Linked DNA regions of Homo sapiens: regions 1 and 3 are each linked to region 2. A link is a loop called in an ENCODE intact Hi-C map of the cell type or tissue named here. Cell type or tissue: endothelial cell of umbilical vein. All regions are shown on one strand.

Region 1 (8,000 bases), 400 kb before region 2:
TCTCTACTAAAATTACAAAAATTAGCCAGGTGTGGTGGCGGGTGCCTGTATTCCCAGCTACTTGGGAGGCTGAGGCGGGAGAATCACTTGAACCCAGGAGGCAGAGGTTGCCGTGAGCCGAGATCGTACCACTGCACTCCAGCCTAGGTGACAGAGTGAGACTGTCTCAAAAAAGAAAAAGAAAAAGAAAAGAAAATCTTCTTAAAGAATAAACCAAACAAAAACAAAAACAAAAACAAAAACAAATCTCCTAGATCTAATAAGTGATTATAGCAAGGCTGCAGGATATGAGGGTAATAATCTGAAACTCAGTTGCTTTCCTGTAGACCATCAATGAACAATACCATTTATTAATACATTAGCACCCCCAAAAATAACTACTTAAAAATAAATCTAACAAAATATATATAAGGATTCTATAAGGAAAACTACAGAACTGATGAAAGAAATCAAACAAGATAAAAATAAATGGAGGGATATTCCAACACGGATAGGAAAAGCCATTATTGTTAAAATATCATTTCTTCCCACCTTGATCTACAGACTCAATACAATCCCAATCAGAACTCCAACAAGTTATTTTGTGAATATTGACAAACTGATTCTAAAGTTTACATGGAAAGGCAAAAGACAAAACACAATTCTGGAGAAGAAGAGTTGGAAGACTGATACTACCCAACTTCAAAACTTAACTATATAATTACAGTGATCATGACAGTTGTGGTATGGGCAAAAGAACAGAGAAATCAGTCAATGGAAAGAACAGTTTGGCAGTTTCTTACAAAGCTAAACATAGGCTTACCATATATAATATCCAGCAATCACACTCCTAAGCATTTACCCAAATGAGTTCAAAAACCTGCCCAGGAATCTTTATAGCAGCCTTATTCAAATATGGATAACTGCTGTACATCTACACAACGGACTATTCAGCAATAAAAAGAAATGGCCTATCAAGTCACAAAAAGATATGGAGGATCCCTTAAATGCATACTTCTAAGTGAAAGAAGTCAGTCGAAAAAGGCTACATACTCTGTGCTTCCAGCTATATGATACCTGGAAAAGGCAAAGCTACAGAGATAATAAAAAGACCAATGGTTGCTAAGGAGAGTGGGAAGAAAAGAGAGATAAATAGGTGAAGCACAGGGCATTTCTAGATGGTAAATCTATTCTGTATGATACTGTAATGGTAGATACATGGCATCACACATTTTTCAATACCCATAGAACTACACAACACGAAGAATGAACCCGAGTGGGAACAACAGGCTTCGATTAATAATAATATATCAGTGTTAAAACTGGTGCATCAGTTTTAACAAATGCACCATACTAATGCAAGACATTAATAGAGGAAAATCGGGGGGCAGGATATGAGAACTCTATAATTTCTACTTAATTTTTCTGTAAACTTAACATTGCTCCAAAAAATAAAAATAATTTTTATTTTTGAGACAGGGTCTTGCTCTGTCACCCAGGTTGGAATGCAGTGGTGCTATCAGCCTTGACCTCCTGGGCTCAAGTGATTCTCCCAGCTCAGCCTCTCAAGTTCTCAAGTAGCTAAGACTACAGGCATGCACCAACATGCCCAGCTAATTTTTTTTTTTTTAATTTTGTAGAGACGGGATGTCACTATGTTGCCCTGGCTGGTCTTGAACTCCTGGGCTCAAGCAATCCTCCTACCTCAGCCTCCTGAGTAGCAAGCATAAGCCACCATGCCTGGCCTATTAAATTTTTGTTAAGAAGTCATAACCAGCTTTGGCCGGGCGTGGTGGCTCATACCTGTAATCCCAGCACTTTGGGAGGCCGAGGCAGGCAGACCATGAGGTCAGGAGTTCAAGACCAGCCTGACCAACATGGTGAAACCCTGTCTCTACTAAAAATACAAAAATTAGCCAGGCATGGTGGCACACACCTGTAATCCCAAATACTCAGGAGGCTGAGGCAGGAGAATCACTTGAACCCAGGAGGCGGAGGTTGCAGTGAGCCGAGATCGTACCACTGCACTCTAGCCTGGGCGACAGAGCGAGACTCCATCTCAAAAAAAAAAAAAAAAGAAGTCATAACCAGCTTCAATTGATTTTAGAAACATCACAGGCTCTTCCTAAGTTGCTGGTTCCTGTGATATATCTGAGGGAAAAACATACATGCCACTTATTAACAAGTTTAAGAAATAAAGGAGGGGAGAAAAAACTATTATATGACTTACCTGTTGCTTCAAAAGTCAATTTTATAGAATCCCAAGGTGTCTGTTCTTTGGATATGAGTCGGAAATGAGGAGGATTTCTTGGAGAAACTTCTGGGGCAGGAAGATACCAGTTTTTCCTATTTAGAAAGGAAGCTTCAGTTTTAGGGTGCTTTATTATTTGATGGCTATCTGTAACTCACAGAACTGTTCAGCATATATGAACACATTTTTGGGTATGAAAATAAACTGACAGACATGATAAGCAATGCCAACTCCAACAAATTTAGGTTATTTTGTAATAAAACCTTCCCAATGTTAAGAACAAAGGAGTAACCTAGGTGATCTTGATTCCACCACCCATCCTATTTCTTCTCATCCAGTCCTTCACTGCCAAGCTATAAAATCTTCCCAGAGAAAACAATTTTTTTTTTTCTTTGAGAGACAGAGTTTTGCTGTTGTTGCCCAGGCTGGAGTGAAATGGCGCGATATCGGCTCACCGCAACCTCCACCTCCCGGGTTCAAGCAATTCCCCTGCCTCAGCCTCCCGAGTACCTGGGATTACAGGCATGCACCACCATGCCCGGCTAATTTTATATTTTTAGTAGAGACACGGTTTCTCCAGGTTTGTCAGGCTGGTCTCGAACTCCCGACCTCAGGTGATCCACCCGCCTCGGCCTCCCAAAGTGCTGGGATTACAGGCATGAGCCACCGTGCCCGGCCACAATTTTTGAGATAGATGCTTATTGGCTATTATATTAGTTAGAAGGGCCACCTTTTCTAACCACTCAGGTTTCTAGAGAAAAGATTTTTAAAATTTGAAAAAACAAAACTACTCTTCTGAGTGCTTTATTCCACTAAAAAAAAAAAAAAAGTTTCATAATGATAGAAAAAATAGTACAAACACCACTGAACTTGTATATTAAAGGATGGCAGTTTAAATGATAAGAGTACTGATATGGTGACAAGACTTGAGAACAAACTAACCTTAAGCAGAAAAATAATGAACCAACCTGATCAGAAAGTGCACTGGAAGATACCAAGGAAAACCACAAAGAGGTGCATTCTCCTCACAGTGAGCTCGGATACTATCATTGATCTCAGGAATGTGAGGGGTTATGTGAGAAATTCCAGTATAATCAAACCCATTGATCCATATTCCAGAGTCCCGTTTAACTGCATTTCCTTCCAAGTCATGGAATGTTCTAGTCATATGCTGAAAAAAAAAGACTAGTGAAAAAACTGTTTCAACTAGTACACCCACATTCCCACCCCAGATTACAAAAATGGAGTATGACAATACCAAGAAATGATGTGGATATGGAGCAAGTGAATAAGACACTGAGAGTTTCTAAGGTACTGCTAGCGTTCTTTATTTTAAACTGGAAAATAGATATATAGATTATTGTTTTATTGTATCTTCCAAATATATTTAGGATTCCTATAAAATGTTTTTGAAACTTACTATTTCAGACTTAAAAGACGTTAATGTTAGAGCTGCTTTTAGATAAGGATTTAAAACAAATACATCCTAAGCACATATATACATACACACTCATTTCCCTATTAGTGTTTTATGAAGCTAATTCATGTGCAGAGAAAAGTGGGAATTGCAGCTCACCACTAGATGACAGCCTTGTGCCTAACAGAATTCTATGAAAAGGCACCGTGCTCCATTTGAAATAACTTTATTCACGGCAGAAACCAGCCTGAAGAATACCAATCAGGAAAAAAACAAACAAAAAAAAACACTGCATAGGGCAGGAGCCGGCAAACTGCAGCCAACAGGGCAAACTGTCCACTGACTGTTTTTATATACGAACCATTATTTGAACATGGCCACACTCATTTGTTTGGGTATACTCTGTTGCTGCTTTCGCTCTGTTTCACTGCAACAGACTGTATTGCTGACAAAGCCCAAAATATTATCTTGTCCTTTACAGGAAAAGTTTGCCAACTTCTGGCACAGTGGAAGAGAACCCCCAAACAAATCAGAAAATGACTTTTTAAAAATAAAAATCCTGCTTTTCCTAAGTATTACTGACATAATTATAAAACTTAATACATCATGAAAAACACACTGAACCTCCTAAAAAAAAATCCGTTCTTCACTAAAGGTTTTACAAATTGTAAAATCTCACATAAAATTTATCACAGTGTCCTTCAGGACTATAACAAGGAATTGTTATTTGGCCCCTTTTCAAAACCTCCTAAGTGTTTTTAATTTTTTAAGTCCTTGAATAATTATCTAGGTATAATTCCTCTGGCATTTCTGTTTGGCTAGATTAGGTTAGATGTGACTCTTGCCCTTAAGGGTATATGTTATCTTGAAGCAGGATCTTTCACTTACAGAGTATAAAATACAAATAAGAATTATGCAAAATATACAATATGTTAGTATGTGTTCACAAACATGAGAAAGGGATGGGTATAAGGCATAAGATAATTTGTGTAGTATGAGAACTTTTAAAAACAATTTAGAAAAACTAACAATTTAGCCATCTCTAACAGAGATGACTAGAATTGAGGCTTACTGCTTTATAGTACCAGGTCTAAAAAATTTGAAGAAAAAGTTGAGATCTAAAATAAGTCCTCAAACTGGCCAGGTGTGGTGGCTCACACCTGTAATCCCAAGCACTTTGGGAGGCCGAGGTGGGTGGATCACCTGAGGTCAGGAATTCAAGAACAGCCTGGCCAACGTAGTGAAACCCTGTCTCCACTAAAAATACAAAAATTAGCCAGGCGTGGTGGCGAGCGCCTGTAATACCAGCTACTTGGGAGTCTGAGGCAGGAGAATCACTTGAACCGAGGGGGCAGAGGTTGCAGTGAGCCAAGATCGTTCCACTGCACTCCAGCCTGGGCAACAGACCAAGACTCCATTTTAAAAAAAGAGAAAAGAAAGTAAGTCCTAAAACTCACTTTATTAAACCCTTTCTAAGTTATAGTTTCACTATCACATATCACTTTGAATGTTACTTAAGATTAATTTTACTAGCACTTCTAAACATCAATTTTATTTTGCCAGTTGACAGTTTAGATTTTACTCAGCCTGTATACATTTTTACAATCTATATTTCTAAAAACTCATTATTCCATAATAAATATTTGCTCCTGTTTTTCCAAATAGATGCAGTTTTATAATTTGAATAGTAATAAAAACAAGCAAACATTTCCAATTCAGTCTCCTGGGAGATATATGTCTAGCTGATAAGAATGCCTCTTGACAGTCAGTCTTCTCCTCACTGCCTTACACACAAAAAAGGTGAGTATGACTAAATAGGTCAACAGCAGAAAAGTCAGCTGCGCTTGCTATTCACTACTGAAGCTCAAAACACACAGGGCTTCCTTTCCAGATCTCAAATACCTCATGCAAAACTGCTCACCTGAAGAAACACTCTCTTTGGCTTCGGATTAGCAGGATTGGAGCTATATGGAAAAAATGTTCCACTGCAAACAAGGAGGAATGTAATTGCACATACCAAAGTTAAAGTTAGCATGGTTTTTTTTGTGCTCTTGGCAAGGTAGATGAAGTTAATCTGAAACACAAACCACAAACACAGAAATATTACAAATTCATTCTAGTGGTGGAAAGGTGTTTTTAACTAACTTTATTTTTAACAGTATTACCTAACAGCCCCTGAAGAAAATTTATCAGCAGGTGCTAGCATACTCTAACATCTAGTAAACAAAGCACTAACTCTAGGAGATTTCCATTGCAGGTGAGAACCTAGAAAATGACAGATGCCTCCAATCTGCCATGATGGTGCCACCTTTTTGGCATGCAGCCAAAAACCAAGAGGGAAAAAGGAAACTCAGGACTGTCGCTGTCCTTAATGTGCGAAAAGAACAGAAATGTAGATGTAATGGATTATTCATTAAATAACCAGAGATAAGCTTTAAGCTTAGGCAGATCTGTTTGGACAAAACTCAAATTCCACTCATAATGCTTTAAAATATGTCAAAATACTAAATTCATCTCAACTGGCATAGAGATGTACCTTCAAGACTCTGCCAGTGGACCTGCATAAGAGGAAAAACTGCATTACAAAGTAATATTATCCCTCTAAGTGACAAATTAACCAATGCCAACACAATCAAAACAATAAATCTAGGCAGTAAATGTAAATGACTCAGTCTCAAGGTTGGCATCTAGAAAATCCTAAATATTTTCAATCGTAATGAAATCGCTGAACTAAAAACTGTAAAGGACACACACGACTCACAGAGTATGTCCACAGATCCCTTACAGGGTCTGAAGAAGCCATTTGGGGAAACTTTTATGTGAAATCTGAAATTGTTCTAAGAAGCCACATTTTAAATATTGTGAATACTGAGAGAAAGATGGACAGCGAGGGTGACACATTTTGTTTTGCTAGCTCAGCCTCAAGTCCTCAGGTACTCTGTCATATTTTTGTACTCAGTATACAAATGTGAGATGTGTGACCTAAGGCTAGTACTGTTTTGCTGCAGATGCCTCTGGATGGAATATTGGTATACTATAGACATGAAATCTAAACCCACCTCCCCTTTATGCCTTCTTCATTTTATTTCTCTACTTATTTCCATAAGTAGAAAAATAACATGAATGTGAAATTTTATTTATTTTTCTGGAGACAGAGTCTCGCTCTGTCACCCAGGCTGGAGTGCAGAGGCACGATCTCAGCTCACTGCAATCTCCAACACTCAGGTTCAAGCGATTCTTGTGCCTCAGCCTCCTGAGTAGCTGAAATTACAAGTGTGCACCACCGTGCTCAGCTAATTTCTTGTGTTTTTAGTACAGACAGGGTTTCACCATGTTGGCCAGGCTGGTCTTGAACTGCTGACCTTAAGTCATCCACCCGCCTCAGCCTCCCAAAGTGCTGGGATTACAGGCGTGAGCCACCATGCCCAGCAAGCAATCAGTTAATAGGTGTCCTTAAGTTATTCTCTGCTGGACCTTCATGGTTATACGTATACTGATTGAATGACAGGGGAAATGGGGACTGCTGATACAAGTGGGGTCAGGAGGAGAAGACTCAGAAACAGCTCAGTTATCAGCACACAATGGACATTTCAGAGTCCCTTTTCATGCTTCTCTTCATTTTATTTTGCACCCATCTCAGAACCTAGAGTGACACAGGATGCAATATTTCAGGAAGGCCGAGGCACGAGAATTGCTTGAACCCAGGAGGCGGTGGTTGCAGGGAGCCGAGATTACACCACTGCACTCCAGCCTGAGTGACAGAGCGAGACTCTGTCTCAAAAACAAACAAACAAACAAACAAACAAAAAACCGTGATTGCTTGACAAGACTTTAATTGCTTTCTAGCAGATGTATTTAATAAATCCCCAAGGACTGAAGGGAAAGCTGTCTGAAATATGCATTGTGGTTCAATTCTCCATTACCCAAAGAAAACAGTCTTACTCTATTAATAAGCCACTATCATTAACACTGCTACACATAAGTAAGAAAATAATTAAAAGAGTGATAACTCATGGCATCAAAGTGCGGCAGGGCTATTTCACATTATAATGAAAAATAAGTGAGCTTTCTAAAGTATTCCAAGAGGCAGTCTTCTCTCCAAAAGCTTTCCCAATAAAATATAATTTAGATGATAAGACACTTTAATCCTCTTTCTTCTGGTTTCCAAGATTTCCATGCTTTGGGGACATTTTCCATTTCCACAATGAACATCTCCAGGGTTCATTTTGCCCCCTTTCATATTATCAGTGGAACAGAATTTAAATGTCCCCTATCTGAGTCATCTTTTATGGACATCCATAGCTCCCATTCATGACTATAATTTAACAAATAAACGGGGGTGTGGGGGCATTC
Region 2 (8,000 bases):
AAAGTGAAGAAGAAACTCCCAGAAAGGAGAGAGCCAAACAATGGGTCTCATATTCTAGGTACAAAATTTTCCCAAATCTCTGAGTGATCCTTGAACATGACTATTGGGGAAAGACTCAAAGCAAATTAGTTAAAGTTAAAGGAATTGAAGTAAAATTTCAGCTACACTCATCACAGTGGAAATACAGTGTTACAGTTTCATTCTATAAAAGTTAAATATATGCTTAAAATCAGTACTATTCAGAGGAACATTCAGATTCCGGAATTTTTACAACACATCATTCACAATATTGAGGATGCAATCCAAAATTATGCAACATTCAGGCCGGATGCAGTGCCTCACACCTGTAATCCCAGCACTTTAGAGGGCTAAGGCAGGCAGATCACCTGAGGTCAGGACTTCAAGACCAACCTGCCCAACACAGTGAAACCTCATCTCTACAAAAATACAAAAATTAGCTGGGCATGATGGTGGGTTCCTGTAATCCCAGCTATTCAGGAGGCTGAGGCGGGAGAATCATTTGAACCTGGGAGGCGGAGGTTGCAGTGAGCTGAGATTGCATTATTGCACTCCAGCCTGGGCAACACAGCGAGACTCCATCTCAAAAAAAAAATTATACAACATTCAAAGAAGCAGGAAAACATGACCAATTCATAGGAGAAAGATTAATAGAAAACAAGCTAGGATGACCCAGATGTTGGCCAACAATTATTTAAAACTGTATATTAAAATGATGCTCAGTAGTAAAAAGGAAAATATGCTCACAGCTAATAAAAAGTGGGAAATTTCAGCAGAAGAAAAGAGATTATTTTTTTAAAGCCCAAATAGAAATTCTAGAACTGAAAAACAAAACAGCTGAAATATAAAATTAACTGGGTAAGCTTAAGAACCAAATGGAATGATGGAGGAAAGAAACAATGGACTTACAAGTCAATAGAAATTATCTGATTTGAAGAAGGCAGAGAAATAAATTTTAATTAACAGAGCCTATGGATCTGTGAGACAATTCAAAACTGAAGACCTGAAAGAAGACGAGAGAGAGAATTGAGAGGAAAATCATGGCCCAAATTCCCTAAACGTGGCATAAAACATATAGTTACAAATTTATGAAGCTTAGACAGAATTAGTAGAAAAAACACTCCTATTTACATCATAATCAAACTATGGAAGAAAAATATTTGAAGACAAAGAAAAATGACACATTGAATACAGGGAAACAATTAAAATGATGGCTGCTTTCTCATAAGAAGCAATAGAAGGGGAGTCACAAGACAGTGAAACAGAGTTCATGTCCTTTGTAGGGACATGGATGAAATTGGAAATCATCATTCTCAGTAAACTATCGCAAGAACAAAAAAACCAAACACCGCATATTCTCACTCATAGGTGGGAATTGAACAATGAGAACACATGGACACAGGAAGGGGAACATCACACTCTGGGGACTGTTGTGGGGTGGTGGGGGGGAGGGATAGCATTGGGAGATATACCTAATGCTAGATGACGAGTTAGTGGGTGCAGCGCACCAGCATGGCACATGTATACATATGTAACTAACCTGCACATTGTGCACATGTACCCTAAAACTTAAAGTATAAATAATGAAAAAAAAGAAAAGAAAAAATGTACACCAATAAATTAAATAACCTAGAAAAAATATTAAAAAGCATAATCAAACTAAAAAAATAAATAAATAAATAAAGTACAAGGGAAAAGCTTGTCCACTTGGAATTCTGCATTCAGCAAAAATGTCTTTCATTATTGAAGGTGAAATAAGAGTATCAGGGAAAGAAAAATAAGAGAATTTATAACCACCATATCGGTGGTGAAACCAAACAAACAAACAAACAACAAAACTGAAATAAATTCTTCTAGTCTAAAAGGAAATAAACCTTCCTATGTGCCAGGGCCCACCTTAGGCACGGAAATACAAGTTTGAGTATAATGAGGTTCACCATGGAGTTTATAGCTTATAGATGAAATGGAAACCAAACATTGTACTTCATGGCAGTACCAATGGGAGCAGGAATGCCTGGCCTCAATAACAATAGGAGCCAGAAACCACACATGTATTTACTAAAATGTCTTTCAAGAGGGCACACCTGTAAGTCTCTGCATTTTGCCACTTATACAACTTCATCTTTGAGCGCTTACATAGGGTCAGATTACCTAACAATAGCTGTAAGCCAAGACAAAATTGGAGGAGGAGAGAATTAGTAGATACCTGATACAGGATATAAGGGCTAAGCTTTAGATTTTTCTATCCTGACTCGATCCAGGGTATTTGGTTTCTATTGTTTTTCACTAAATAAAGATAGGTCTTTCAACAATCCCAGCTTCTGTGGAATTAGCTGAAAATAAACCAAGAGCTAGAGACTCAAAGTATTTACAGTAGATACATTTGAGTAGGTATATTGCTCAAGTCACACTGTAACTGCCCAGTGGGTTCATTTTGCCTGCTGCCCAGATAAACTCAATTTATTAAGACAGAGGAATTGTAATAGACAAAGAGTTTAATTCATGCACAGCCAGCTAAACAGAAGACAGAAAATTCAGAGATTGGAGTTTTTTAAGGGCAATTTGGCCGGTAGGGGGCCAGAGAATGAGGAGTGCTGAGAAGTTGGGTTGGAGATGAAATCACAGGGGGTCAAAGTGGGTTCTTCTTGCTGTCTTTGGTTTTTGGACAGGATTGCAGAACTGGTTTAGCCAGATTACTGGCCTGGATGGTGCTAGCTGGTGCATCAGAATTTTAGGGTCTGAAAAACATTTCAAGCACTAATCTTGGGTTTTACAATAGCGATGTTATCCCTAGGAGCGACTGGGGAGGTTTGGAATCATGTGGCCCCTGGCTGAGTGACTCCTAAACCAAAATTTCTAATCTTGTTGCCAATTTGTTCGTCTTACAAAGGCAATCTGGTCCCCAGGCAAGAAGGACATTCATTTCTGGAAAGGGCTGTTATCATCTTTGTTTCAAAGTTAAACTACAAACTGAAGTCCTCCCAAAAGTTAGTTTGGCCTTTGCCCAGGAATGAACAAGGGCAGTTTGGAGGTTGGAAATAAGATGGAGTCAGTTAGGTGAGATCTCTTTCACATCATAATTTTCTCACTGTTACAATTTTTGCAAAGGCAGTTTCAATACCACAGTTAGATCAACAAATATTTTGAAAATGGGAAAAAGGGCCTTTTCAAATTAATTTTTTAAAGAGATAACCCCAGAAGGTCTTGTATGGGGTGGAAAAGCAATAGGAAAATTATATAATATGATGATTCTGTGAAACTAGTGGGTCAGAAATAAGTGTTTACAGGCCAGGGCCTGGTGGCACCAGAATGAGCTCTTGGAAGTAGCTGGCTTTGTGTGTTGGGTCCATATGCTGGTGCACCCATGTGGCTGCATACCTGATCTGGGTGGGTGCCGAGGCATTGTCACCCCTGAGCATTGCCTAGGCATTTCTCGTGGCCCGCTAGAGACCAGTCCCACTCCCTTGTCCCCTCCTTCCCCTGCACTCTCTAAGAAGTTCATCTGCTCCTTCCAGGACTGTATGTAGCACCAATTACAATAAGGTCCAGATGCTTGAAGAGCACCTATGCAAGCACACGAGGAAGAGACCATTCATTTGTGACTATGAAGGGTGTGGCAAGATTTTCCTCAGGGTCTACCACCTGAGTCACAACATCCTGATTCATATGGGAGAAAAGCTGTTTATGCACTAGTGGCTGTGACAGAAAATTCAACACAAAATCAAACTTGAAGAAATATTTTGAACACAAAGATGAGATTCAGCAAACAACATATATGCAATTTTGAAGGCTGTAAAAAGATCTTTAAGGATCAGTAGCTGAAAATCCATCAGTGCCAGCATACCAATGAACCCAGAAAGGATGTGGGAAATACTGCCTGACCCAGCAGGCTGAAACGACACACGGAGGTTCAGGAGGGCTAGATGTCAAAAGAGATGTTCCTTTGTGGCAAAAACATGGGTTGAACTTCTGAAATATGTGAGGAAAAAAAACCCATATAGAGGAAATAACATGTGAATATGGCAGAAAATTTTTAAACACAAAGATTATCTTAAGCAATATATGAAAACTCTTGCTCCAGAGAGAAATATTTGCCAATGTTCAAGAGAAGGCTGTGGTAGAACCCACATGACTGTATTTAATCTACAGAGCTGTATCCTCTCTTTTCATGAGGAAAGGCACCTATTTGTGTGTGACCATCCTGGCTGTGGCAAAAGGTCTGCAATGAAAGTCTCACATAGACATACCATTGCAACAAGAAGAAAATTAAACTCAGAGTAAAACCAACTCATGAAAAACGGAGTTCGGTGGGGTGTAATGGCTCATGCCACTTTGGAAGGCTGAGGCAGGCAGATCATTGAGGTTAAGAGTTTGAGACCAGCCTGGGCAATATGGCAAAACCCCGTCTCTACTAAAAATAGAAAAATTAGCTGGGCATGGTGGCGTGCGCCTGTAGTCCCAGCTACTCGGGAGGCTGAGGCAGGAGAATTGCTTGAATCCGGGAGGCAGAGGTTGCAGTGATTCCAGTCACGCCATTGCACTCCAGCCTGGGTGATGAAGCAAGACTCCATCTCAAAAAAAATAAAATAAAAAGAAAAGTACAAAGGGAGTTTGGCCTCTGGTCTCAGTGGATATACCCCTTCTGAAAGGAAACAAAAATAAGGTTTACCTTTGTCTAAAAATAGAAAGACACTGAACTGTACTAGAGACGTGGTGCAATAACTTAAACCTCAACTAAATATCACATTACTTTGTTTAAAGGACTACAAACCAGTGAGCTTTCTTTCTTTCAGAGGCGTATTTTTTAATTAAAATCACTGATGCAGAACAACAATGTGTTTTCCATGTGCACTTGGTCAACACCTATATCTTTACTGTGTCTCCTATGAGCAGGTACTGGACACGGAGGATGTAAAAAAAAAAAAGAAATAAAAATGAGGCACCATCAGGGATTTCCTCCAGGAGGCAGTGTCACTCTAGAAAGACATGAGTGACCCAGGGATTATGTCGCCAGCTTCAATTCAGTCTAGATTCCTGGCCCTCAGAGAGACATGACTGCTGAGGGCAGTAGCCTAAAAAAGGAAACCCCTGGCCTTTTGGCTGGATGCCTCTGTGCACCCCTCCAGGCCCACTCTCCACCTCCCACAACCCTGCTTTATGACCACAGAGGCTGACTTTCTAGGCTGCTCCACTGGGCAAACTTTCTCTCAGTCAAGGTGGTGGGATTTAGTGAGCTTTCACTAAGTGATGCTTCATGGCCAACAACCTCAGATTATTACGATAAATATCACTTCCTATTTCACGTTACATAAGGGCTCGGGGTAGGTGGTACATCTGTGGCTGTGTGGCTCAGCTGCAGGTGTGGTGACACCACAGGTCTGTTGCATATGTCTGTCTTCTCATCCAGGGACCCCTACTGAAGGATCAATCATTCTTGGGGCATACACTGAGGTTAGAGCTTTTCTTTCCTGAGCTTCCTCCTTACCAGGATTTTGTGGTTGGCAGATTCCCTGTACTGAATCCTTAGCTGCTGCCTAACAACCCCTTCCTAGAGCTGTGTTCTCTGGGCCCAGTCTCTGCTCCTTCTTGACTCTTGGCTACAGAAAGTAGCACCATCCTTGAAAGAAATGCAACCCTGCCAGTACCGTGATCTTTGTCTGGTGAGCCTGGTGTTGGACTTCTCTGACCTGTAAGATTATACATTTGTATTAGTTTGAGCCACTAGGTTTGTGGTTATTTATTATGGAAGCAATAGAAAAGTAATAAAATCTCTCTCCTGTTTTCAGGTAGTAAAGGAAATCTTGAGCCTTGAAAAGCACACTCCTGGGATGATGAAAAGAATGCAACCACTGAGTGTGCCAAGTAGCTTAGCATCCGCTTAGCTCTTCCCGAGATTGTAAACCACTCTTCCTGATCTGAACCACTCTTCCTGAGATTGTAAACATTGCTCAAGGCTATTTACCTTAGAAATAAGGAAATTTGCAGACTCTATAAAACATCCCTTACAGTTGGTAAAACTTACTGCTGAATCAGTTAAACAATAAGGCCTTGCGTGAAAGGAAAAATAACGTGAGTTGGGGCAGCCCAAGTGGGAAATGCCTCTGCATAGGGGAGTGGCATGAGAAAACGACACTAGTGGAAAGGAGTAGGGGGTGTTCCATGGCGGGGATGAAGTTGCCCAAAGTAACCACCCTAACAATAGATGATCTGGAAGAAAGGACCATAGACTGGTACAGAAGCTGTATCCAAAGTCAGACTACAAATCCTCGACTTATCTTCTCCCACCTCATTTCTCACCACGCTCAGTCCAGCAATACTCCAAGGAAGAACACTTCTTTGGTGTAGCTCCCACATATCTTCTCTCCTGGCTTGTGATATGCACCTGTCATAACTTCCTGGGAGGGGAAGACTGAAGGCTGTTTCTCTTAGAACATGCTGTTTCTCTTAGAACATGCTGTTTCTCTTAGAATTTTCTCAGGTATGAACCAATGCAGGACATTCCTATAGATTGGTGGTTTTCAAATCTCTTCTGCAGAATCCTAGAATCTCGAGGCCTCCCGCAACTGGGATAGTTTAAGCAATAGTGATCTTATTCCCCTTACTTCTCCTTTGACTACAGGAGCTCTGCATCTATATGTTGACATGTATGAATTCTGTGTTGAGATTTTATTTGATGTAAGTTTGTGCTTTTAAGAAAAATCTGAAAACTACTGAGCAAAATCAAGTGTAGTAGTGCATGGAGAGAATATTTTCTGTCCCAGACTTGCCTGAGAGCTCACTGTAGAAAAGATTGGGCATTTGATGCCAAGTATAGTAGTCCCCCTTATCCATGGGGGTTACATTCCAAGACCCCCAGTGGATGCCTGAAACCATGGATAGTACCAAACCCTCTATATTATACTGTTTCCCCCCATACATACATACCTTTGATAAAGTTTAGTTTATAAATTAGGCACAGTAAGAGATTAATAATAACTAATAAAATAGAATAGTTATAACAAAATACTGTAATCAAATTTATATGAATGTGGTCTCTCTCTCATTCTCAAAATACTGTAATATTTTCAGACCACTGTTAACTGCAGAAAGTGAAACTGCAAATAAGCAGGGAGTACTGTACCTGCTATTTCTCAATTAGTGCAGCTTATGGATTACTTTTCTAGGCACCAGGGATGGAAACAGAGAGGGAACTTGGCCTCTGTGATTTCCACAAAACAAACAAAAACGAGGCTTATTGGTGTATAGCAGACTAGACAGTTCTAAATCCTGGCACCATTCAATTGACAGGCAGCACTTTCCTTTCTAGCTACATCTCTTATCAAAGAAAGAATGAACTAGCAAACAGGTTGAGAGTAAAATCAAACATTGGCTTGATGATCTCCCAGGAAGGGCAGTTGTCTGCTGCCCAGCACTTCTCTTCACCCATAAATCCACAATACAGCGCGTTGGGATCTGTCCAGTGATCACTGAACAAGGGGCATGAGGAGCACAGGTAGACTACATTTTCCAGAGATTTTCATGTTTATATACTGGATGCTAATGAGCAAACCTCTAATGGAGGACCCACTGATTATTTTTCTAAAGGGTTAAATACGTGTTCTAAAAAAAAAAGTGTTAAGTAAAATTTTTCAGAATTGGCTGTGGAGCACGTAACTCACTCTTCATACCATGTGGGGATGGTAGGCATTCTAGAATGTCTTCCTTCTATCCCTCAGCTCCTCTCTCTCTCCCCCTTCTTCTCAATCCCATCATCTTCCCCTCACAGAACTCTCACTATGTATCACTTCCTGGTGTCCCTGTTCCCTTCCTCAAGACATACCATCCTTACCTCTCCACAATACAATGTAGATTTCAGCCCTAAGTCATCCAGAATCTTGCAACCTGTCGTCACCTGAGACTTCGTATGCCTGTCACTAGGGGATCTGCTCTGGCTTCCGCTCAGTGTCCTCCACGAGGAAACTCTGGTCCCTTTCAAAGGGGGA
Region 3 (8,000 bases), 110 kb after region 2:
TAATTTTTGCCAGTCTCATGGGTGGGGTAACATGGTATTATGTTATGGTTTTAATTTGCATTTCCTTAATTACTAATGAGGTAGAATATTTTAATAGGTTAATTGGCTATTCTGCTTTCCTCTACTATGAAATGCCTATTCAAGGTTTTGCCCATTTTCTATTGACTCTTAGAAAAAGATATATAAAAGTTATGTGTATATCCTGGGTACTGACCTTTTGTCAGTTACATCAACTGTAAATGTCTTTTCCCAGTTTGTGCCTGTGTTTTCATTCTCTTTGCTGTATTTTGGTAAATAAAAATTCTTAATAGAGTTGAATTTATGAATCTTTTCCTTTATGGTTTGTCCTTTTTTCTCTTATTTAAGAAATTCTCTCCTACTTCAAGTCATTAAGACATTTTTCTATATCATTGCTAACAATTTCATAATTTTGTCTTTCACATTTAAATCTTAATGTACCTACAAGGGGTGCAGTGGCTCACGTCTGTAATACCATCACTTCAGGAGGCTGAGGCAGGTGGATCACTTGAGGTCAGGAGTTTGAGACCAGCCTGGCCAACATGGTGAAACCCCATCTCTACTAAAAATACAAAAGTTAGCCAGGCGTGGTGGCAGGTGCCTGTAATTCCAGCTACTCGGGAGGCTGAGGCAGGAGAATCGCTTGAACCCAGGAGGCAGAGGTTACAGTGAGCTGAGAGTGCGCCACTTCACTCTAGCCTGGGCAACAGAACAAGACTCAGTCTCAAAAAATGTTTTTTAATTAAAAAAATAAATCAATGCACCTAGAATTCATTTTTATCACATGGATGGATAGTCAACTTCCTTGGCATCATTTATTCAAACATCTACTCTTTCTCCACTGATTTGCTTTAAGTTTCCATATATGCAAAGATCTATTTCTTACTCTCTATTCTATTCCATTAATCTATTTGTCTATCTTTGAACACGTAGCTTTATAAATCCTAATACCCAGGATTCCAGTATAGCAAGCCTCCCAACCTGTATTTCTTCAAAAATGGCTTGTCCATTCTTGATATTTTGCATTTACATATGAATTTTAAAATTAGCTCTTAGGGCTTAAATACACAATTGAGACTTTGATCAGAATTGCATTGAATTTCATGCTCCTGTGACACTAGCATGAGTCCTTCCCCCAGTTCTACAATTAAGACTCCTAACAATTCATTTATCCAGCCAAAAAAATACTTACAAGAGCCTAGGATATGGCAAAAATTATAGTGAACAACATGGATACAACGGTGCAGAAAACAGAATTAGTCCCTGCATTTGTCAAGGCTTCAGAGAAGTGGAAGTTGTGGGAGAGGGACAGAGGGAAGAATAGTAGTGTACTAATTATTTTTCCATTTGTTTTCATTCCATTTTTCATTTGTAAGGTAGGTTAATCATTTTGAAGTCCCCTAGCTTACCTAACCTTTTACTTTGTGTACTAGTCAGGGGTCTCCAGAGAAACAGAACCAACAAGATGTGATAGAGAGAAAGGGAGGGTTATTTTAAGAAATTGGCTCATGTGATTATGGAGGCTTAGTGAGTCCAAAATTGGATGAGATAGACTAGCAGGCTGGAGACTTAGGTAAGAATTGCAATTAGAGACCAAAGGCAGTCTGCTGGCAGAGTTCCTTCTTGCTCAATCAGTCTTTGTTCTATTAGAGCCTTCAACTGATTGGATGAGGCCCACCCCCATTATGGAGGGCAATTTGCTTAACTCAAACTCCACCAATTTAAATGTTAATCTTATTGAAAAACACCCTCACAGAAACATCTAGAATAATATTTGACCAAATATCTGGGCTTTGTGGCCCAGCCAAATTGACACATAAATTTAACCATCTTTTTTTTTTTTTTTTTTAGACAAAGTCTTGCTCTGTTCCTAGCCTGGAGAGCAGTAGCACACTCATGACTCACTGCAGCCTTGACCTCCCAGGCTCAAGCAATCCTCCCTCCTCAGTCTCCCTAGTAGCTGGGACTACAGACATGCACCACCATGCCTGGCTAATTTTTGTATTTTTTGTAGAGACAGGGTTTCACTATGTTGCCGAGGCTGGTCTTGAACTCCTGAGCTCAAGGGATCCACCTGCCTTGGCTTCCCAAAGTGCTGGGATTACAGGCATGAGCCACTGCGCCTGGCCAAACTATCACATGTTTTATCCTTTCCTCTTTCCTATGTCCTTGAATCCACTTTTCTTTCTTGTACAAAAGGAGAACTTGAGTAGGAGGAGGGAAAAAGGGATAAAAGGAGTATGTGTCAAGGACAACCCATCTGACTCCTTCTTTTTCTTCAGGTTTAAGCTGTGAAGAAGGGTTCAACTCTTCAGCCTACCTGACTGACGCTGAAGCCCCTGCAAGTAGCATTGTGTTCATATTCGCCTCCCTCAAAAGCTCCTAGTACATGCATAGTTTATGCTGCCAACCTTGCTATAACTAAAGAAAACAAATCTTATAAAGTAGAGTGTTTCTTAGGAGATGATAAATATAAAGTTGTTTGGAGTTTTTGTTTGCTTATTTCAAATCTGAAAGGGCCCACATAGATTTTCTATACTAAAAGAAATTTAGTTTTCAACCTGGAATAATAGAAATAATAGAAACTAATTATTTAAAGTCGTATAAAATCAGAATCTGGAAAAGAAAAATTTGTTGAACACAAAACAAGAGGGCTCTTTGGGGGATATTGGGAACATATGTGTTTGTTTGTTTTTATTTTTATTTATTTAGTTATTTTTTATTTTGAGACAGAGTCTTGCTCTGTCACCCAGGCTGGAGTGCAGTGGTGCAATCTTGGCTCACTGCAACCTCCGCCTCCTGGGTTAAAGAGATTCTCCTGCCTCAGCCTCCCAAGTAGCTAGGATTACAGGCACTTGCCACCATGCCCAGCTCATTTTTGTATTTTTAGTAGAGACAGGGTTTCATCATGTTGGCCAGGCTAGTCTCAAACTCCTGACCTCAGGTGACCCACCTGTCTTGGCCTCCCAAAGTGCTGGGATTACAAGTGTGAGCCACTGCACCCAGCCTGTTTGTTTTTAATTTTTTGTAGAGACAGGGATCTCCCTATTCTTGCCCAAGTTGGTCTTGAGCTCCTGGACTCAAGTGATCCTCCTGCCTCGGCCTCTTAAAGTGCTGGGATTACAGGTGTGAGCCACTGCACTAAGACTTAAGTTTGTTTTTCTAAATCTCTCTTTCACACAAATGAAAAAAAGATATACCAAATAACAAAATGTATCCTGCTTGTAAAATAATGTAAAACAGTTTCTTCAAGATGGGCATAAAGCTCAACTTATACATAGAGAATAGCAGTCTACAGCATTATAAGATAAATGTGCAATACACAAACCAGAATTCACCTTGGCTCAATTGAACAGTCCACCATCAGAAGAGTTTACACTACCATCTAGTGGTTCATTTAGTGAAAAGACATTTGTACTCTTCAAAATGTTTCAGCTAGATAGGCAATCTAGTAGATACAAATAAACCACTTTGTCCTGAGAAAAAACAGGCTAAGATCAACAAAACAAACACTTAGATATATGGTAGACCATGGTGGACAGGCTATTGGACTAAAAGCCTCAGATGTGACTTCTAGCTCTGAGATCTACTATTCACAGCTGTGTGACTTTTGGACACGTCATTTTACCTCTCGAAGCTTGTTTCTTATTTGTTAAATGAAGTGACTGCACTAGACTGGTGTTTCTGAAGTAGTAAATTATAACATACTAGCTAAAATCAATATAATAGATCATGACCAGATTTTTTTTTAATTTAAACAGAACAAAAAAATCAGAGTACATCCCTTACTATGGGTCACAGCTAAAAGAGTTGGAAAGCCTCTATGGTTCCTATCAGCTCTAAAACTCCATGTTCCTATGAATTGTGGACATCAGTTCTGCCTCAGAGTGCTGATACAGAGTTTATAGCTGCCTAATTTATAGTTACACATAACCTAGAACTGTCTGCTCACTGACCAGGGGTGATATCTTTTATTTCTCTCCTATAACTCAAAAAGACTCCAATCAAAATAGATGGAAATATTTTCCTGGCTGTGATTATATGTTTTTTCTTTTCCTACAGAGACTACCACCAGTCTTTCTAATGCAATGTTTCTCAAATCATGGTCCAGGGACCAACTGCCTCAGATTCACTTGGGGTGCTTCTTTAAAATACATATCCTTGCCTCCCCTCTCCCACTACCAGACCTATCAAATTAGGATCTCTAAGCACACAGCCTAGTGATCTGCACTGTTTTCAAGTACCCTAGCTGATTCTTATGTACCCAAAACCTTGTGAAATTTGAGTTTGAGCTCTTGGCAGGTAATATTGTTGATCCATCTCCATCTTAACATCCTCTCTGCTATCTCTGTCCTTTCTCTACTCTTTACTTCTAAAAGAATATACTTGCACGTTGCTAGCTCAGAAGAACAGATCTCTAGTATCTAAGGGAGAATTACGCCAGCTGAAGTGCCAGTAATTTCCAGGTCTAAGATCTACAGCAGCTAATATATTATCTGAAATAAAATATGATTTTTAACACATTAAGCTATACTGAACAGACAGCAGGTAGCCATTGTTCCTTTCCACATAATCATGCTTGATACTTATAAACAAAGCCCAAATACTTTTTCTCCCAAATTTCTTAATACTTTTGAGTATTTGTGGTCTTTATCCTTGCTACTCAAAGTGTAGTCCATATACCAGCAGCAGCAGCATTGCCTGGGAGATTGTTAGAAATAGACTCTCAAATTCTACCCCAGAATTGGAATCATCTGCATTTCAACAAAATTCTCACAGGTGAGTTGTATGTACTTTAAACTTTAAGAAGCACTGCTCTATAAATAGTGGGCATGAAATAGTCAATCAGTAAATGCAAAGCAGCTGCAGCCAGGATTTCTTTCTTTTTCTTAAAAAAAAAAAAAAGAAAGAAAAAGCCTGTTGTCCAGGCTGGAATGGAGTGGTGCAATCCTGGCTCACTGCAATCTTGACCTCCCAAGTTCAAGCAATCCTCCCTCAGCCTTCCAAAGTGCTGGGAGTACAGGTGTGAGCCACTACGCCTACTCAATAGTCTTTTAAAACCTGGAATCTGTTCTCTTTCTTTTCAAGAAAGTAAGGGCCCTAACACCCCTTCTGCCTATGTAGGAAAGCTAAGAGCAAACCACAGGAGGGGAAGTCAAGAGGGGGAGGGAGAAGACCACAAATCTCCATATAGTTGTTGAAGGTTCTGAATTAAATGAAGTGATTGCAGGTGGAGATACAGAAATGGTTGTTATCACTATGAAGTCCCTGATATAAGAAAACAAGCAAGTCAACCCTAAAATAAACAGAGACATAAAAAGACCAACTTAAATCTGGTAGCATGCTAAAACAAGACTATAGTAATGCTTCTCTAACTTGGCAATTGCAGCAAAGATTCCATTAGCTACCTACAGTCACCAAGGCAGATATTATTGTTTCCTGAATGTTCACCTGTTACATAACTTCTGTCACTGATGTCACAGTATTTCAGGGAAACTAAGTCTGTTTGGGGGAAACTGCCTGGACAGAAATAACACAATTTTAAGATTTGAGGCCTAAGGGGTTGATGTTTTTGGTGCTAATGGAAATTGAAAATAAAACTGTTCGAAACCATCCTGGCCAACATGGCAAAACCCCATCTGTACTAAAAATACAAAATTAGCCTGGCTGGTGGCGCATGCCTGTAATCCCAGCTACTTGGGAAGCTGAGGCAGGAGAATCACTTGAACCTGGGAGGCGGAGGTTGCAGTGAGCCAAAATCGTGCCATTGCACTCCTTCCTGGGCAACAAGAGCGAAACTCTGTCTAAAAAAAAAAGATAAAACCGTAATTGTAATATCCTTGACATTAGAGGTAACTTCTTTCTTAAATGAGGATGAATAGAGAAACCAAATATCAATATCAATAAATGCCCAGTAAGATCAAATATTCCATCTGGCTCTTGGAACAAAGGAATCTCCTTCCTGTTATTGGGGGGTATCTCTCCTATGCTGACATCTCCTGCCCTGCTTAAACTAGTCTGCAGGTCTGTATCCACTTTCAGCTCTCTCTCTGGCTTGAATTTGAATTAACCTCTTTGCGAGCAGCCTAAATCTCTGTTTAACACATTCATATGTATCATGTATTCTATCAATTACATCTTCTTAAAGAAGCCTTTTCCAGAGTCTTCTGAAATGCTCCAATCTGAACTAGTTGCCTTCGATGCCTTAGTGCATTACCCTCATCCTAGAGTCTACATCATTAATCCTGGGAATTCCTTTGGTCCCATCTGTATCACCCATTTCATGTACCCTAAGTCTTCCTCTTCCTTGTTTTGGTGGAGCATATCCTCCAGTAACTTTCTGAGTATGAAAAGGTCTACATGGTAGGTAAACTATGAAATTTTGCATGTCTTAAGATGTCTTTATTCTGCCTTCACTTTTGATTGATAATTTGGCTGGGTACAAAATTCTAGGTTAAATTTTAAAGGCATTGCTCCATTGCCTCCTAGATTCTACTACTGCTTTTGAAAAATCTGAGGCCATTCTGATTCCTAGCCTGTTGTATTTGACCTTTTTAAAAAAGAAAACCTCTCTTTTTCTCTAGGAATTTATAGAATCTTCTCTTTGTCTCCTGAGTTCTGAAATTTCACAGTGATGTACCTTACAAACTTAGGTTGAAATGGATTCTTTTAGTTCCAGGGAATTTTCTTGAATTATTACACTGACAGTTTTCTCAGCTCTATTTTCCCAGTTGTTTTTGGAACCTCAAGTGTTAGACCTCCTAGAATGCCTTAATTTTTTTTCTTTTCACTCTTATATTTCATTTCCTTTACTTTTTGCTCTATCATCAGAGATGTCTTCAACTTTATTGCCTAATCCTTCCATTGAGTTTATTGCTTTTGTGATCACATGTTTAGTTTCCAAGACCTCCTTTTTATTCTGTAAATATTCTTTTATAGTGTTCTCTTTTTTCATTATTATATCTTCCCTCATGTCTCTAAGAATATTAATGATAATTTAAAATTGTTATTCTTCTCCCTACATTGTCTTTATCTTTTCCAAATTATTTTTTATGTTTGTATGTTTTGTTTTCTTTCTTTTGTATATAAAGCCTTCCTCAAATGTCTGATAATCTTTGGTTGCCTTCTCATATTTAACAGTGAGGGGCTAAAAAGCTAATTGGAAGCTCTGAGTATCTGAGTAACACTTCCCACTGTGAGCTCTGTCATTAGATATTCTACAGGGCCCTTCTAGTTGGGAACTTCCAATATCAGTAGGTGATATGCCAAAAGCTGTTTGGTAGCTAACCTGTCAGCCACTCTGCCTTCTATCTTTGCTAATAGAACACTGACTTTTTTAGATAATTTGTCCAATACAAAGTATGCAATAGTCCCAAGGAAGCAGAAGCAGCTAAACAGTGTATAATACAGCATCCAAAGGGCACAGCAAAGCTTTGCCATAGATTGGGGAAGCATCAATGCTAAAGGAATGCAATCCAGGAATGGATAGCAGAGCTGAGATGACAGGTGTAACTAAAGCCACATAGGTAGCTATATCATGACTCTAGGCTATGTCTGTCCACTTGCAGCAATACTACAGGAAGTGACTGGGGAAGAGGGGAATCAAAGGAAATAGGAGGCACCAAAAAATATCAGAGGTACAGATACTGGGGAGGAAAACTGAGGCCAAAGGCTACTCTACACATAAAGCCAAGATTGAGGGATGGAAGGGAAACCTGCAACTCAGAGATTACCTATGCAGCCTGAGCTCTTTTTGGAAAGCATGCATCAGGTTGCTGGTGTTACTGATTGGACTGCCACCATCTTCAGGACTGCCTCAGGAATTGGTGAAGGCTCGAGTCTGTAGATGGGAATCATCATCTGTAGAAAGTTGGGAAAGACATTGAGCAGAGGAAATAAGACAGTGACAGACAACATGTAGAGCTTGCTAGAAAGGGAAAATAATTCATATAAGGGCAACATAGTTGAAGCAAAAGGGAAAA

What was found. Peaks named below come from ENCODE experiments on the same cell type or tissue, not always from the same donor. Only the 100,000 strongest peaks of a DNase experiment are listed, where the experiment ranks them.
Region 1: it touches region 2 in a loop (3-fold over the local background); 2 of 110 quality-filtered maps call a loop at or near these places.
Region 3: a loop joins it to region 2, with 16 times the contacts of the local background. A loop is called at or near these places in 73 of 110 quality-filtered maps.

What each region holds. Positions count from the first base shown.
Region 1 is chr9:5,795,608-5,803,607 of GRCh38, forward strand. It overlaps ERMP1 (endoplasmic reticulum metallopeptidase 1), which reads right to left. Exons shown (of 15, transcript NM_024896.3): 11 at 5,569-5,721; 12 at 3,199-3,401; 13 at 2,210-2,325. Among named protein-coding and RNA genes, the nearest start is that of ERMP1, 34 kb to the right of the region's middle. In endothelial cell of umbilical vein, a CTCF peak has its summit at 3,794 (motif pointing right); a DNase peak (open chromatin) is centred at 3,844.
Region 2 is chr9:6,192,529-6,200,528 of GRCh38, forward strand. It overlaps the pseudogene GTF3AP1. Among named protein-coding and RNA genes, the nearest start is that of IL33, 19 kb to the right of the region's middle. In endothelial cell of umbilical vein, a CTCF peak has its summit at 4,975 (motif pointing right); DNase peaks (open chromatin) are centred at 5,003, 5,253 and 5,953; H3K27ac peaks cover 584 bases.
Region 3 is chr9:6,302,753-6,310,752 of GRCh38, forward strand. All of the region lies in intron 1 of LOC107987046 (a long non-coding RNA gene), which reads right to left. Among named protein-coding and RNA genes, the nearest start is that of TPD52L3, 22 kb to the right of the region's middle. In endothelial cell of umbilical vein, a CTCF peak has its summit at 3,415 (motif pointing left); a DNase peak (open chromatin) is centred at 3,379; H3K27me3 peaks cover 223 bases.